2 separate regions of the Homo sapiens genome follow, and region 1 is linked to region 2. Evidence: chromatin loops called from intact Hi-C (ENCODE). Cell type or tissue: adrenal gland. All regions are shown on one strand. Links, peaks and the distances in the headings refer to the core of each region. The heading gives the core; the rest is flanking DNA.

Region 1 (8,320 bases), core at 139-8,138, 180 kb after region 2:
TGATACTGAAAACAAGTCCCTGCACCTCCTTTTTCTTCCATTCTCCCCAGCGGCTCTTGCCCAGACCTGAGAGTCCTGACTCACCTTGCCAAGCCATCCACCTATCCACATCTCAATTGCCGCATCTGCAAAATGGGTACACTGTGAGGCTCCGTGGAAGTGGTGTGGGTAAGCACTGAATGAGGCCCACAGAAGCCTGGTTCAGATGCCCTCTGCTCTGAGGACCCCTCTCCTCCAGAAGCAGGCTGCCCAGGGAAGGGTGTTGCCCCTATGGTTGGAGGCCCAGCACATTCGCCTGAGCCACTTCTGACAGGACAGCCATCCCCAGCCAGTGTCTCCCCACATGTGCACACACATGGGGGAAGGACTGGGAGCCTCCCAGAGTGGAGATGCTCAGGCACAGCTGTCAGGTGAGGGAGACCCCCCAAAACCAGGCCTAGGGCCCCATGTACTTGGGAGTAGAGGACCCCTTCCCCTGCAGCCCTAGCCCCTCCTCATCAGGACCCCCTTCCCCTGCAGTGCTAGCCCCTGCCCTGCTCAGCTCACGGAGCTGCCCGCTGCAGACGGCCCCCACCTGGTGTCCCGCTGTGCTGTTGCCCCTGTGAATTGCTTAATAACTGTTGAACAAGGAGGCTGCGGCGTTGGTAGCGGACCCTGCACTGTGCTCACTTGGGATTGCACACGTGGGCAAAGCTGCCTGGTGCGCAGCTTGAACAGAGAGGGGGTGATTTGGAAACAGGAAAGGCAGCTTTGGAGAAGGAGGGGGGCAGAGTGGAAAGATAATGGGAAGTCAGGAAAAGCAGAAGGCTCACCTCCCTGAGCCCCAGAAACCTCCGAGGCAGAGAGGCTGTGTCCTGCTGGGTAGGCTGAGGGAGGAGGGTTGGGCTTTTCATGGGGAGATGGGTACTGGGGCATCCACAGCCACTGAGATTTTCCTTCACTTGCCCCAAGATCTCTCCCTAAATCTCCCGGCTTGGACCCTTTGGTTTTATCTAGCTCCCAGCCCTTGTGGGGTCCTGGAATTTGGCCCAGGGCTGCCCAGGACTTCCTAGTCCTTCGAGGCCTGTGACTCTCACTGAGCGCCACCAGGAGGCACCCCCACACCTGCTCACCCAGGTGGGCCCTGGGACCCTCCAGCCTGGCAGGTGGGGAGGAGGGGCTTCCTCAGGGTAGAGGTGGGGAGGGTCTTCGGGCCTCAGGCCTTGTGGCTCAGAATCCAGCAGTTCAGTGGTTCAGCGGGGAACCAGCATGTCCCCGCAAGGTGATCGTTTATCTCTCCTGACCTCCCAGTGCTTCTTGCCCTGACCACAGACCCCTGCCCCCCAACCAGCTCACACACACACCCACAGCCACACTGGGTGAGTGACAGGTGTCCCACCAGAGACTCGCTTCCCAGTGCCGCTGCACCTCCATCCACGGTCAGCTTTTCTGGTCACTCCCTCAGTCCCTACCCTCCGAGTCCTTGGCCTTAGTGTGGGCGGAGGGCCAAGTCTGGGGCCCGGTAGGGCCACACCTGCTGCACACCCTCTTCTCTCTGAGCCTCCATCGCTTCCTGAAGGTTCCATGGACCAACTGTTCCTAAACATGGTTTGTTTGGACTCATCTGGCACTTTGATACTTTGATATTCATTCGGCACTGCCAGGCCACCTCAGGTTGAGGTTTATCCCTGAACCAGCTCCCTACCCCAGCACCTCCAGTCATGTGCCCTCTGCCCTCCAGAAAGAAACAAAGTCCCTGAAATATCTTTACATTTTTTTTTCTGTGGATAATACACCCATATAATTAAAAAATCAAAGCAATTCAAAGTTCCACTCCCATTCCCATGTACCTGGTTTCCTCTTCCACCCCATAACCCCAGGGGGCTACTTTAATTCTGTGTGTAGTCTAAAACAAATTATGTGCTTTTCTTTTTGTCCTTTCTCACACAAAAAGTAGAATGTTCCTCATTTGAGTACACTGTTCCTCATTTTGTTTTCACTTAATCTATCTTGACGTTCTTTCCACAGCAATAGATTCCTCATTCTTTTTTCACAGCTGTATAGTATTTCATCTCTCTCTGTCACCCAGACTAGAGTGCAGTGGTACAATCATAACTCGCTGCAACTTCAAATTCCTGGGTTCAAGTGATACTTCAGCCTCCTGAGTACGTAGGATTACAGGTGCATGCCACCATGCCCAGCCTATTTATTTACTTTTATTTTTATTTTTGAGACAGAGTCTTCCTCTTTCACCCAGGTTGGAGTGCAGTGGCACAATCTTGGCTTACTGCAACCTCCGCCTCCCGGGTTCAAGCAATTCTGGTGCCTCCGCCTCCTGAGTAGCTGGGATTACAGTCGTGCACCACCATGCCTGGCTAATTTTTGTATTTTTAGTAGAGACGGGGTTTCACCATGTTGGCCAGGCTGATCTCGAATTCCTGACCTCAAGTGATCCACCTGCCTCAGCCTCCCAAGTTTCTGGGATTACAGGCATAAGCCACCGCAGCCAGCCAATGCCTAGCTAATTAAAAAAAAAATTTTTTTGTTTTTTTTGCAGATATGGGGATCTCGCCATCTTGCCCAGGCTGGTCTCAAAACTCCTGGCCCCAAGCAGTTCCCACCTCAGCCTCCCAAAATGCTGGGATGACGGGCATGAGTCATCATTCCCAGTCTCGTACACGGTTTATTCAACTGAGTCCTTCCTCCATCACTACCTGAGTTGTTGCTACTTTTCTTTTTTGTTCTTTCTGTCAATGTTGCAGTGAACATCTTTGTACATCTGTCATTTTATAACTGTGTTTTTCTACATATCTGTAGGACAAAATGCTCTGAAGTGGGAGTACTAAAGAATAAGAATGCGTGAGACCAGGTGCGATGGCATGACACTTTGGGAGGCCGAGGCATGAGGATTCTTGAGCTCAGGAGTTCAAGACCAGCCTGGACAACACAGCTAGACCTCTTCTCTATAAAAAATTTTAAAACTTAGCTGGATATGGTGGCAAACGCCTGTGGTCCCAGCTACTCAGGAGGCTGAGGAAGGAGGATCACTTGAGCCCAGGAGGTCAAGGCTACAGTGAGCCGTGGCCACGCTATTGCACTCCAGCCTAGGTGACAGAATGAGGCCCTGTCTCATTTAAGAGAAAATAAAAATTAAAAGGAGAATAAGAGTGTGTGTACTGTGGGTAGGTATTTGTGTAGGCATTGTCAACTCTCACTGTGACTCTCCTAAAAGCAATGAATGAGACTGTTTCTCAACAGACTCACCAAAATCAAACTATTGGATTTTTGCCATAAATTCACTTGTGTTCAGTGCCCTCTCCCCCAGGAAGCCTGCCCTGACCTCCAGAGTGTAAGCAAGCCCCTTCCCCTGTCCCCAGCACTCAAGGCTTCTCCTACACAGCGCCGTGTGCATTTGAGATGACTTACGTAGTCCTTACTTTTTTTTTTGGTGGTTTTTTTTTTTTTTTGAGACAGAGTCTTGCTCTGTCACCCAGGCTGGAGTGCAGTGGTGCAATCTTGACTCACTGCAAGCTCCGCCTCCCGGGTTCACGCCATTCTCCTGCCTCAGCCTCCCGAGTAGCCTGGCTAAATGTTTTGTATTTTTAGTAGAAATGGGGTTTCGCCATGTTAGCCAGGATGGTCTCGATCTCCTGACCTCGTGATCCACCCGCCTCAGCCTCCCAAAGTGCTGGAATTACAGGCGTGAGCCACCACACCCGGCCAGTCCTTACTATTATTACTTTTTTACCATTTGTCTACCACCAGGCTATTAGCTCCATGAGGGCAGGGACTGTGCCCCAGTTCTCAGTGCAGCATGGGCATGTCATAGATGCTGAGCACACCTTTGTCATCTGGGACAGCCCCCTGTGTGCCCAGCACCCTAGCAGCTGCTTTGGCTGGGTGGCCTGAGCTGAGCCCCTCAACAACCTTCTGAGGGAGGCCCTGGTATTAGCTCCATTGAGCAGATGGGGAGATGGAGGCTCAGAGACAGGAGGTAGTTTGCTCAAGGACTCACAGCTGGCCAGCTGGGAAGTCCTTACCCCTCACCCCCACCCCTCTTGCCAACATCCTGGCTTGATTTCTTCCCTGCTCTGGTCCGTGGGGTCCCCAGTCCCCAGGAGGCGTGGTCCGGCCCAGGTCACAGTAGCAAGCCCAGGATCGGCCCCTCCACACCACCTGCAGTGATGCAGAGCCAAGCTGGGGGCCAGCCTGAGTCCCCAGGGGCCTTGTCAGCCTGCGCGGTCAGGTCCCCTGTGCAGTGGCAGTGGCAGGGACCACAGTGACCCTGGTAGCCATACAGTTGCTACAGCCCTTTCCCGGAGGCCCCGTGGCTGTGCTGGCTTTGTGCCCAACTGTCACTCTGTCCCCAGTGGCTCCTCATGCTGGCTGCCTGCCTCCCTGCCTCCCATTAATCATGTGTGTGGGATTTATTTTCTCCAGCAATTTATTTCAGCAAATGCAATCTGGGTGTGCCCGCAGGTGGGCAGGATGCTCCGTTGCTGCCAGAGTCACAGAGCCCAGCTTTATTGTCAGGCTGACAGGCATGATTCCCCAGCGAGCACCCCCACCGCAGATGCCAGGTCTAGCCAAGCCCTGGGGCAGGATGCTAAGGACCCCTGGGACTGTTGCCACCCCCACATCACTGTGAACCTCAAAGTCCCATAGGCCTGGGAGCCCAGCTTGCCCCACTCTCTTTATTGGTTTTGCTGCCCCTACCAATGCTAGCTGGCTAAAGGGGTGTAGGGGAAGATTAGCCCTCCTGTCCTTGGCCTAAAACGGGCAGCCAGAGGTCTCTTCCGAAGATCCAGGTGGTGGCTCTTTTCAGTTTCCTGACCTGGGGAAGGAGGAGGTCCTTCCTCTGGAGCCCCCTCCTCCCCAGAACTGCTGGGCAGCCCAGACCTGATTCCCATGACAGTCACGGAGGGAAACAATCAGCTAAGGCAAACCCTGCCACCCCCTCACCACCCCCGCAACACGCATCCTCCTTTCGGGGGCTCCCTTTCATTCCTTAATCACCCCATGCCCCTCTCTCTAGGCCACCAAGTGTGGCCTCCCTGGGGCTAGGGAAAAGGACGTGGCTTTCAGGCCAGGACAGGAGCAAGTGGCTGCTCAGCTATGATTTCAGGTCCTGAGACACCGCTGCTCCCAGTTATCTGCCCACTTACAGGCCTTGGAAGTCGAAAGGGAAAGAGCTGTGGGCAGGGGTGGGCAGGGACCCTCCACTTGGTCTGGCCCTCACCAAGCCCTTTGCAGCCTGCACCCACTCCCCCCAGCCCTGCAGTGTTTCCAGGGGCCCAGACCCTAGCCTGCGGGCACCTGCTTCCTCTCTTAGTATCCCCCAGGTTCATCCTGAGGCCCCGCCCCCAGCTTGCCCTGCCTGGCCAGGCTGCCTCTAATGCTGCAGATAATTTCTGCTGTCGCAAAGCCATTACCCTGCAAATGGGCTGACTCCAGCATGTGTGCGTGTGTATGTGTGTGTGTGTGTGTTCCCGTGTGTGTGCATGCGCACGTGTGTGCAGGGGAGGGTTGGCTGCGGCAGGTAAAGCGCCTTGTTTATGCCTCGCTCATCACTGTAATTGCCTTGGGGGATTTATTGGCTTTGTAAGCTCTCCCTGCACCCTACATGGCCTCCACCTGGCCCTGAGTGATGAGGCTGGGAGCTCTGGGCAGGGGGCTGGACATGCCCAGCAGGAGGGTAAGTGAGGCCTTGCGGAGGGCCCCCTGACCTATGCACCCACCCCTTCCTGCTCCATGCCTGGTAGCTGGACATAGAAGGAGATAGTAGCTGGGGCACCCCCACGAGGCCTCTCCAACCTCAGAGGCTCTGAGGAGGTTGCCAGTCTGGGGGTGCAAGATGGATGCAGAAGGGACACTGGAGGAACTTTGGTGGCACCCGTGTCTCTGGTTTCTCCTCTTCCTCTCCCCTTTAGGTCCCTCCCATCATCTGCTGGCCCCAACCCCACGCCTATATGTCTTCTCAGCTGTTCTGCCTCACCCACTCCTGCCTCACACAGCTGAGTCCCCTGCAAGGGAAGACAAAGCCTCGGCCCCAACCGTTTCATCCATTTCAAGAAGCTTCAACCTTTGTGTGGCTACCTTAGCAAACCCCTGCAGGGTTAGCAGTCAGAAGGCACTTGTGGACTCCCAAGGCAGGGCTGGGCAGAGGTTGAGGGTGTGGCCTCTGGCAGCAGGCAGAACAGCCTTCCATCTCTTCTCCAGTTCCTAGCAGTGTGGTCTCAGCTAGGTCAATCAACTTCTCCGAGCCTCAGTGGCCTCATCTGTAAAATGGGTCTGATGACACCTGCCTTAAGCAGTTATTATGAAGGTTTGATACATTGTAATACATCGAACTACATGAAATTCCCTTTACTCAACCAGCTTTTGACATTAATGAGTATTTACTCGGTGAAATATTATATCAATAAACTGTCTTATTGAAAAGATTTCTACTTGGTGCCTGTCCTTTTCTTTTTTACTCTTGATGTTTCGTATTTGTATAAATGCTACCTGCTGATTTTAAAGAATTCAAGTAACACAGGAAAGCACACAGAAGAAAGTGAAAAGCAAAACACAATAAAATAAACCTCAATTTCAGAAATTAAGCCATCATTAATAAATAACCACCATTTCCAGAAATTTCTTTTTACATTGATGCAGATAAGTTTAGAGAGATAGATTGCTAGAAATTTGCTGTAAGGAGGGATCCTATTGAAAATTTTAATATGACTTATTAAATCTAATTTGAGTTTATGTTGGCAGCAGTAAATGAAGCAACCATGAAGAGAACCACATGACTCCAAGAACCATCTCTACATCAGAGAGATGGTGTTTTCTAAAAAGATCATCTAAGGCTGGGCGCGGTGGCTCATGCCTGTAATCCCAGCACTTTGGGTGGCCGAGGCGGGTGGATCACTTGAGGTCAGGAATTTGAGACCAGCCTGGCCAACATGGTGAAACCCCATCTCTACTAAAAATACAAAATAAGCCGGGCATGGTAGCACACACCCATGCTACACAGGAGCCCCAGCTACTCAGGAGGCTGAGGCACGAGAATCGCTTGAACCTGGGAGGCAGAGTTTGCAGTGAGCCCAGATCATGCCACCGCACTCCAGCCTGGGTGACAAGGGCAAAACTCCATCTCAAAAAAAAAATCATCTAAGTTAACAAAAAGATTTGAAAGCAATAGCAATGGGAAATACTGATCAGGGAGAGTCTACTATGTAGGAGGAGGGGAAAATGGGAATAGTAGCATAGAAATTGAAGGTGTTAAATTAGCAAATTTCAAAGAAACACAGCCGTCAGCCAGACTGAAAAAAAGGAAAGGAAACTTATGGAGATCACAAGAAAAAAGACAAAAGACAAAAAAGAAGAACAGGAGAGGAAACAAGCAAAATTGTGAAATGGTTTGCATTCTTTTATCACAGGATTGAACAGTGGTCTTCAGTGGCATCAGTGGTGGTCTGGATGTATCCGTGCCCAAAATATTGAGTGAGGGGAGGGCAGGGAGGCCAGGGGTCTCACCTACTAAGGAAAGCCCTGGATACAGTTCCAGGATCACTCCATTCTCAGAGAACCACAGAGCCTGCAGGCGCCCCAGCTTCAGCAGTGCTCCCTTCTGGGCTAGACAGCACCCCTGCCTCTTCAGAGCCCTCTTAAAGTCAAATACAGGCCAGGCATGGTGGCTCATGCCTGTAATTCCAACACTTTGGGAGGCTGAAGCAGGAGGATTACTTGAACCTAGAAGTTCAAGACCAGCGTGGGCAATATAGCAACAAGTTGTCTCAAAAAAAAAAAAAAAAAAAGGCCAAGTTCAGCCCATGGGGAATAGGGAAGGTCAGAACAGAAAGCAAAGCTGAAAAGCTGAAAGGGACAGGCAATCCATGAGGAAGGCCCCATGGGGAGAAGCGAGCTCCTACTCAGACAAACTAGGGCCCAGGCCACACACAACCTGGGGAGCCGCCGCCCCTTCTGCAGTTTCGCATCCCATCCTGTCTCATTCTCTGCTCTCCCACAGCTCCCTTGCTGTCTCCCAAGCTCAGGCCCTCCCTGCCCTCTCTATATTCATGCAGGGAAACAGCACTTATCGATTCCGTCACATTTACAAAGAGCTGATCTAGAGCAACGACCACAGTCCCTGGCAGCCCTTTGCAGGAGGCCTAACTGTGTCAGCTCCTTGAATCCCCACCAACAAGATGGGGGTTACTAGCCTATTTCCCAGATGAGGACATGAGGTTGAGAGAGGAGAAGTATATTTGTTTCCGAGGGCTGCTGTTACAAGTTACCACAAACTGGGTGGCTTCAGACGACAGAAATTTATTCTTTCACAGTTCTGGAGGCGAGA
Region 2 (8,320 bases), core at 285-8,284:
AACTTGGGGAGCGAATGAGGCTTCTGGGCTGGCTTTATGCTGACAAGGGCCTTCTGCACTGTCAGCCCGGCCCCAGCTCCCAGCAAGTCTCCTTTCGCTCCCCATTACGGCCACTGGGGCTCCCTTTGGCAAGGCCTGAGGGCCCAAATGTGGCCATCTAGCCTCTGGGGACTTCCTTCCTTTGGAGCTAGAAAAACAGGTGCAGAATGTGTCTGGCTACAGCAGGGGCCCGCCCACTCACCTATAGAAAGGCCCTGCCATGGACTGAGCCTCCCAGCCTAGGAAACCTGGCTCTGGCCTCCCCTGCAGGCATATGATGTTTGGCTCCAGAGGCCTTCTCCTCTGGGCTTTTCCATGCCTGTGAACTGGGCCCCATTCATTTCTCTGTGGTTTCATGGGAACGTCCAATGCATTCAGGAGGTTGCAGTGCGCGCAGGAGGAGAGGGGTCAGCGAGAGGCCCGAGCTGTGACTGGTGGGCCACCCAGAGGCCACGGCACCCTCTGCTGGAGACTGGCAGCAGGGTGCATGGCCAGCTGTGGGTGGGGGTCCATCAGTCAAGCAGCTGCACTTTCTCCCCATCCCCCTCCCCGACCCAGGCAAGGTGCTCTGCCTGCGGCTCCCTTTCTCCAGGCCTCCACTTTCCAGCTCCCAGGCACCCAGCCCCACCCGGCCTGGCCTGGAACAGAGCTGCCACCAAGATCTCTTCCACTTTCCCTCCCCAGCAGCCTGCAATTCAGTGCTCCGTAGACCCCTGCCTCCCAGGGCTCTGCGGTTTCCACCACACTACACTCAATTTCCAGCTGCTAAGAACACAGCAGGTTCTACGTAAAGGTGGCCATCACCTGCACCCCATGGGTTGCCCAGCCATGGAGAAGAGGCCATGGTTGGGTACACAGCTTCTGAGACAGGCCCAGCAGCTGCCTTCATGGCCTCGGCAGAGCCCAGGGCTCTGGAGCTTACAGGCAGCGTGTGCCCAAGTGTGGAAAATTTGGTCTGCAGAAGAAATGAGGCTGAAATTGGCTGGGAGCAATTCTTATCAAAGCCACGTTAGCAGTTTTCAGCAAGAGCTAATTGAACAAGCTCTGTGAGTGGCCTCATTCCATTAGCAGGAGCCTCCCACAGAGCGTGACAAGGGCCCTGGTGGCTGAGGGCAGAAGAGGCTGTTTCTGTCCCACATTTGCCTTTGGCCTTTGAAAATGGACTAATTTTCAGCTTTGGGCACTGGTCCTGCCCCTCTGCCCCGGCTCCCGCTCATTTCCAAGGCCACTCTCTGAGTGTCCTGTGTGAGGAAGGGGTGAGGTGAGTTTGTCAGCACTTTATCAGGTGCATGGATCTGAAATGGGACACCTCTGGCCTCCTTGCCAGAGGGTGGCTTTGTGGTGAGGGTAGGGGAGGCAGAAGAAACTTCTAGAAATGTTGCTTTTACTGTGTTTTTTGCCCAAGTCCTAGAGTTGGGGCACCCAGGCCAGTCACATCATAAGATGTGTAATAATAATGTCTTATTTATTCGAGGCCAGGAACTTGAACATTGCTTCCCTGTTTTACAGGGAAACAAATTGAGATTACATGAGCTTAAGAAGCAAGTGAGTGGTAGGGCTGGCATTCCATGCAAGCCACTGAGGAGAAGCCCCTTGTCTCCATGGCAGGGCCAGGAGAGGGGAGGGACACCCCCCAACCCCTACCACCTGCCAGACAGGACCTTCCTGGCCACAGATGCCCTGGATCCCTGACTATCAAAACCCAGCCCCAGCCTTTCAGCTGAGCAGAGAAATACTCAGATCCAGTTCCTCGATGGTCAGGGAAGGCAGGCTTCCTCTGAAGAGCAGATCGCTTTACCCCTTTCTCATCTCATCACCTCTGAGCCCTGCCAGGGTGAGAGCAGCCTTTCCCAGCATCGTCCTTTAAGATGCGACAGAAACAGGTCCCACCTGAGCCAGCAGGAATGCGGCACCCAGTGGCTGGCTCTGCAGTCTTGATGCTCGCCGGCACCTTCAGGGTGAAGGACGCCCTGTCGTAAACGCATGAAGAGCCCTGCGTTTCATATATTGATGTTGTTGCTTTTTCTTTAGAGGAACGTTTGTGCACTGTGGGAACCTCTGTCTCTACCAGTGTCACCCTTGCTGTGGGGAGTGTGTACCGTGTGCGGGGGGCTGGTGGCCTTTCTCTGCTGTCTGCCACAGTTTGTGAGGGGCTCGCTGAGCCTCATACCTGAGCCTCCCCCTCCCCACCCCCTCCTGCCCCAGGGAGGCCCAGAACCAGGGAGGAGAGGTGCTGGGAGTGAGTGCCGAGGAGCTGGGGTCCTGGCCCTGCAGCCACTGTCACAGCACAGCCCCACCCCAGACCTCCAGAGTGGTGGGGCCCTGGTGGTGCAGGTTCCAGACGCTTGGCTGATGCCAGGCCTGGATCCAAGGCCCCCGTCTCCGAGGCCTTAGCTTGCTGTTCTGGAAGGTGATGCTGGCTGGCAGCCATTCCCAGCCCCTCGGAAAGCAGTTGTCAGGCAGTCCCTGAGCTCCAGCGCCCCATCCCCCGCAGGGCCCAGTGATCTCACGCCTGTGCCCCTGGTGCTGGGAGGAGTGGGGTGACACTAGGGCCAGTGCCCACATCAGAGGAGGAAGGTATGAGGCCAGGGCAGGGGGCAGGGCGCCCTCCCGTCCAGCAGCCCCAGTGCCCACTCTGCGCCCTTCGGGGCTCCCGTGGCCCAGAGTGTGGAGCGGCTCAACCTGACCACCCAGGATAGCTTGGGGGCGTTTCGGAGGTTTGGCTGCCTAGGCTGTGCACCTAGCACAGCTCCCCAGGAGAGGGAGGGAGGAGGTCAGGGGAGAGGGCCCTGCTGACCGGGTCATCTCTGGCCCTGGGTTCCCATAGGAGCGCCTAGGCTCTAAGCTGGAGCCTCCCCATCCCAGGACCTTGGGGAGAAAGAGGCTGGGCGCCACCTGCTGGCCCACCAGGGAATTGACAGGGTGGGGGACTGTGGAGCCTGTGCTGGCCGCAGATGAGAGCCCTGACTCCCACCTTCCCTACCCCACCCACCCTGCACCGTCCAGCTCAGTTCTCTGACCCGTGGTGCCAGGTCCCATTTGCAATGGCGAATACTGAACTCGGTGCAACTCTGGCTGCTGGCAGCTGGGCTTGGCCTGCACCTTTCTGTCCCCAAACTCCACTGGGGACCCACCTTCCAGCCACCCCAGGGTGCCACCGCCAGAGCCAGGGGTCAGCCCCACCTTCATTCACTCCTACTCATAGCCTACCTGTTCACTCTGCCCCCATCTGCTACTTGCAGCATCAGAAGGACATGAGGGCACCAAACAGCCCCTGCAGCTGTCCTCAAACATCATGGCCAAGGCTGCACCTGGGAAGTGGACTTTCTGTGGTGCTAGCTCCCTCCTCAGTGCCCTTGACCTTTGTCTGGGTCCCTGCTTAATGTGGCCTAACTAGTTGGGCCAGAGCTCCACAGGTGCTGTCCTGACTCCCAGCCCCAGGAGGGAGGGAGAGGCTGAGACGGCAAGGGAAGCAGAGACTCAGCCACACCAAGGGCCCTGGCAAGGTGGGCCTCTCCTCCATAGCCTCACCAGGCTTCACGTTCAAGGTCACCAAGAGTGCACTTGTTCACTGTCGAGGGCAGAGGTGACTCCTGGGACTGTGCTGGGGGTCCAGGGAGAGCAGGTAGCGGAGTTGCCAGGGAAGCAGCTTGCCTGAGGTCTGTGGTCTTGGCAGGGGCTTCCACAGCGGCCCCACCCTCTCCCTGTCCCCTCCCTCCTGTCCTTGTCCTCGTGTTTACTGAAAACCATGAGAAGGGATGTGGAGAGCGCCTGCAGGAACTGAGAGCAGGAGCCTGGCTCAGCCCTGAGAGGCCCCCAGATATTCAATTCCTAAACCCATAGAGGGTGGGGCATGGGCACAGAGGAGTAACCAGGGGCCACCTCACACAGCCCTGCTCTTTCACCCTGCCCGCCTGGTGGCCTCCTTAGCCTGCAGCCTCAGTGCTGCCCGCTATGGGGTCATGCTGCCTCCTGCTGGCCACACTGCAAAATGCAGCCCAGGGTCGGGCCTAAGGCTACACTTGTCCCTCTTCCGGCAAGCCTGCAGCTGGGCTGGAGGGGAAAGCAGGCACCACAGAATTGCCTGGATGCTCCTGCCCAGGAGGATTGTCCGACTGCATGGGGAGAAAAGTCCAGAACCGTGCCTGGCACATAGTAGTTTTTATGGAGTGAGAGGGCAAAAGTACGCATGATTGTGTGCATCTGAAGTATTTCCGTGCTGATGGCCTGACCAGTATCAGATTATTTTTCAAGCAGGAATTTTGATTCCTCTTGGGTTCACAATATCTTATTATGAAATCCGAATAAGAACAGTCTAATGGCACCAGACAGTGATACAGGTGAGCCTAGAACAGTCAGTGTTCATGTGGGGGACTGCAGCCTGCTTTTCAGGGAGGCTTCAAAAGAATTGAGGAACACAGATTGATGGCAGGGATGAAAATCACAGGGCATATTGAGGAGACCCCCAGCTGGCCATGTGGGGGGCAGGTGGGGCAACAGGAGAACAGTGCCTGCGTCCTGAGGGCTTTCAATGCATCAGGCAGAGGGCCTGCCAGTGCAGAACCTGTTTTCTCTGCGTCCATGACAGCCCTGAGCAGGTGCCATTGTGACCCCTGTCCTGCATTTGAGACAGAGGATGGGGAGGGCTCTGTGATTTGTTCAGAATCCCACGGCAAGAAAGTTGTGGAGCTGAGAGTCAAACCTGGGCTTGGGAGACTTGTAGTGGGTTAAGGGCTTGAACACAGGGTTTTTGGCAGGAAGTGGTGGGCACAAGCACAGATTAGGGCTGGGAGGTGGGGTGGCACATCACAGGCCGTTACTGCCACCCAGAGGGCAACATGGATGCTCCTCCTTTTACCTGCTGGGTGTCCTGTGTGGTAGAAGGGCAGGCTGAAGCTTGATCCTTGTGGTCACACATCCCAGCTGTCACCTGCCTTACTGTGTGCCATGAGCCAGCCCAAAAAAGTCCCCACTAGTCCCCAGGGGAGGCGCTAGGGGTGCTGGGCTGGCTTCCCTCCTCTCCAGGTGGTGCCTGCCCTCCTGGGGCATTTCCCAGCCCTTCTTCCTCTGCATCTCAGGCTCCCTGGGGAGGCAGATATGCTCTCAGGACATCCTGGCAGAGCACAGCCACACGTCTGCCCTGGCAGGCCCACCCTGGGTGGAGGAGGGGCTCTATATGCCAGGGCTCTCTCTCTCGGTGGCTGGCTTTCTTTCCACGAGCATGGCCAGATGACGAGGCTCACCCGCAGCACTACTCACACCTCCAGGAAGGGAAGTTGATGGCAGGGTTCTGGCTGCAGCCAGGCCTGCGGGAGCTTCCTCCCTGATCTCTCTCACTCAAGGGGAAAGCTCAGGGCTGGGCATGAAGGCTGGGGAAAGGCAGGGAAGGCAGAGTCCCCCCAGGCTGGTCAAGGCCCCGATAGCCCCATGTCTCCCTGAGGGGGCGGCTTTCCCCATGAAGAGGGTCCTGGTCACCAAGGCATGAGGACATGCCCAAGGCTGGCCCATCACAACAGGCTCCAGCTCTTGTGCACATGTGTGATCTTCTTGTCCCACCAAAGGCGGGAAAAAGAAGTGCGTGGCCTCCTGCCCCAGATTTGGTGGTAGGGTCAGTGGTGCTGACCTCAGTGCTGTGTGATACCAGCCCCCCAGCCTTTGCCTGGTTCATGTCCCACATCGCCTATCGGTCCCCGCTCCTTCAGTCTGGGACCTTGGCCTGCTCAGTCCTTCTGTGGGGAGCCACATCCATTCACAGTGACTGTTGAGTCTAATGACAGACACCCAAGTGCTGCAAAGCCAGAGCAGCAGCCCCTGAAAGGGTGACTCTGGGGTCTCACCCCATCCCCACTCCTGCCCTGTCCTCTGGTGAGGGCTTCCCTCCTGCTGCCTCAGACTGTCCTGTCTACCCTCAGAGACCCTGTTGGGAGGCTTCCCTCCAACAAGGCACCGTCCCCAGAGGAGAAGGGAGCCCAGCACTCCTGGGACTGTGGGGTCCTTGGTCCACTCACCACTGCCACATGCCTCAGGGAGCCCTCAGAGCAGGGGCTGAGCTGGGGCCCCAGGGTTCCCATGCCCTGGGCGAGCATGGTGCCCTCTTACAGCCTGGGCTGCCCGAGTGTTCCAGGCATCCTGTCATTCAGCAGAGATCTTTCCTCGGTGCCTTCTCTGGATTGGGTGGGCTGCTGAGCTCTGGGGCTGCTGCAGTGAATTATTTAATAGATGGGTGCTTCCCTGCTCTCCAGGGTCCCCCTCTGGGAGAGCCAGCACAGGAGCTAACCAGTCAGAGGAGAAGGCGGTGTAGACCAACTGGTGCAGGGAGACCATGGGGGTGCTGGGCAAGACAGGGACTTGGCGGAACACATGAGATGAGGTAGCTGGGAGGTTGTCTTTAAGCTGAGACCTGAAGGGTGATTGATAGAGAGCCAGGCCGGCTGCAGCGTGGGAAAGCCTGCGCACCTGTCCCCAAACCCCAGCGGTCCCTCCCATCCCACCCACCCTCTGCAGGCTCGTGGAGGAGTTCATGCTCTTGGCCAACATGGCAGTGGCCCACAAGATCCACCGCGCCTTCCCCGAGCAGGCCCTGCTGCGCCGGCACCCCCCGCCCCAAACAAGGATGCTCAGTGACCTGGTGGAATTCTGCGACCAGATGGGGCTGCCCGTGGACTTCAGCTCCGCAGGAGCCCTCAATGTGAGTGGTGGGCAGGATTCGGGGGAGGCCCTGCTTGGGGGAAAGAAGAGAAAGACCTGGAAGGTGGGGTGGTCCAGCGGCCTCTGCTTCCCCCCAGAGTCCCTCCCCTTCAGCCAGGTCTCTCCTGTAGGGAAGGAGGCCCTGGGAGAAAGGGCCCCTCTGAGTCACAGGGGCCCTGACAGTGGGACCTGCCCCTTCACCAGGACTGTGCCAAGCGGGGGGACCCTGGAGGCCTAGCAGAGGGCAGGGGTCCTGTGGCCAGAAAGGGCTGGTCTTGGGCCCAGAGGCTTTCAGAGTCGGGGCTGGAATTGTAGGAATCCCGGGAATGTTCCTGGTGGGTACTTTCAGGTGCTCCCTGCCTGGGGCAAAGCTAAGAAACCCAGGGCCTTGGCTGTGGTCCTGGAGGAGGGAGACATCTCACCCAGGCCCAACCCTGGGAGGGGAAGGCAGGTGCCCCAGGCCAGAGAGCTGGAGCCCAGTGAGTCCAGGCCAGCCAGCAAAAACATGGAAGTGTGGGCCACAGGGTGTGGGCGGCTGCCCCCTCTCCCCACCCATCCCCTCTGAGCAGGGCTGAGCCCCACAGGCAACTCCTCCCCCCAGAGCCGGGCATGAGGTGCTCAGCGGATGACAGGGCCCAGAGTCTCTGCCCGAGCTGGACCACACGTCACATAGGTTTCTGGGATTTGCTTCTAGAAAAGCCTGACCCAAACATTTGGAGATGACAAGTACTCACTGGCCCGCAAGGAGGTGCTCACCAACATGTGCTCCCGGCCCATGCAGGTAAGGAGGGCCCAGCCCCGGCCTCCCCTGCTCCCAGGAGCACACTAGCCCCAGACCTGTGACCTCCACGTGCAAGCACAGGCCCCCACCGTTCCTGCCTGCTCTGGACATGGCTGGGTGGACGGGGGCTGCTCCTCCTCTGCCAGAGGGTGGGAGAGGAGGCCGACCCCAGGCAGCACCTAGGAGGGGGCACCCTGAGCCTCTTGAGTTTGAGCCGCTGTCTCCTGCTCACACTCGCTCAAGGACAGAGTGCCCTGGAGCTGAGGGGCTACTGAGACCTCCTGTCAGGCTGGGGTCCTGGAGGAGAGACAGGGTCCCATGTGGTTTCCTGTCCCAGGGAACACTCCGCAGCCTCCATCCCCACATGTGGAGTCCAGAACTAGCTGTCAGCCTCTGGCCAGTGTGGGAAAGAAGCGGACTTGGCCGGGGGCCTAGGCCTGGGCCTGCAGGGAGGTGGCAGCCTGTGGGGTGGACAGCTGGGCTTGCTCTGGGATGCCTGTCACAGCGCCCCAGGCTGAGCTTCCCCCATGCAGGGCCCGAGCATCCTGGGACCAGGACCCCAGAGGACCCTCGGGTCAGCGGGAGCAGTGGATGCTGATGGGTCGGCTCTGGGTCCCACCCCGGCCCAGGGGCAGAGACAGGCTGTATTTTAGGGGCTCGGTCACTCGGCAGATTCAATCTGTTCACAAGAACTGATGGCTTCAGCTGACCTCAGTGGATTTATTTTCTGACACTTCAAGCTCTGCTGGGTTTGAAGCCATCAGGGCCTGCTTGGGCCTGGTCACCGTGACCTGCCCCCAGTCACAAGTGTCT

What was found. Peaks named below come from ENCODE experiments on the same cell type or tissue, not always from the same donor. Only the 100,000 strongest peaks of a DNase experiment are listed, where the experiment ranks them.
Region 1: a loop joins it to region 2, with 2.3 times the contacts of the local background. A loop is called at or near these places in 14 of 110 quality-filtered maps.

Annotation. Positions count from the first base shown.
Region 1 is chr2:232,507,353-232,515,672 of GRCh38, forward strand. No RefSeq gene overlaps it. Among named protein-coding and RNA genes, the nearest start is that of PRSS56, 8.9 kb to the right of the region's middle. In adrenal gland, for the core only: no CTCF peak of the experiment used is centred there; DNase peaks (open chromatin) are centred at 4,344, 4,927 and 5,479; H3K27ac peaks cover 756 bases.
Region 2 is chr2:232,323,270-232,331,589 of GRCh38, forward strand. DIS3L2 (DIS3 like 3'-5' exoribonuclease 2) reads left to right here. Exons shown (of 21, transcript NM_152383.5): 15 at 6,544-6,727; 16 at 7,421-7,507. Among named protein-coding and RNA genes, the nearest start is that of ALPP, 51 kb to the right of the region's middle. RefSeq lists enhancers at 4,822-5,091, 5,162-5,211, 6,306-7,279. In adrenal gland, for the core only: CTCF peaks have their summits at 2,930 (motif pointing left), 4,009 (motif pointing left) and 4,224; DNase peaks (open chromatin) are centred at 1,755, 2,670, 2,871 and 4,052.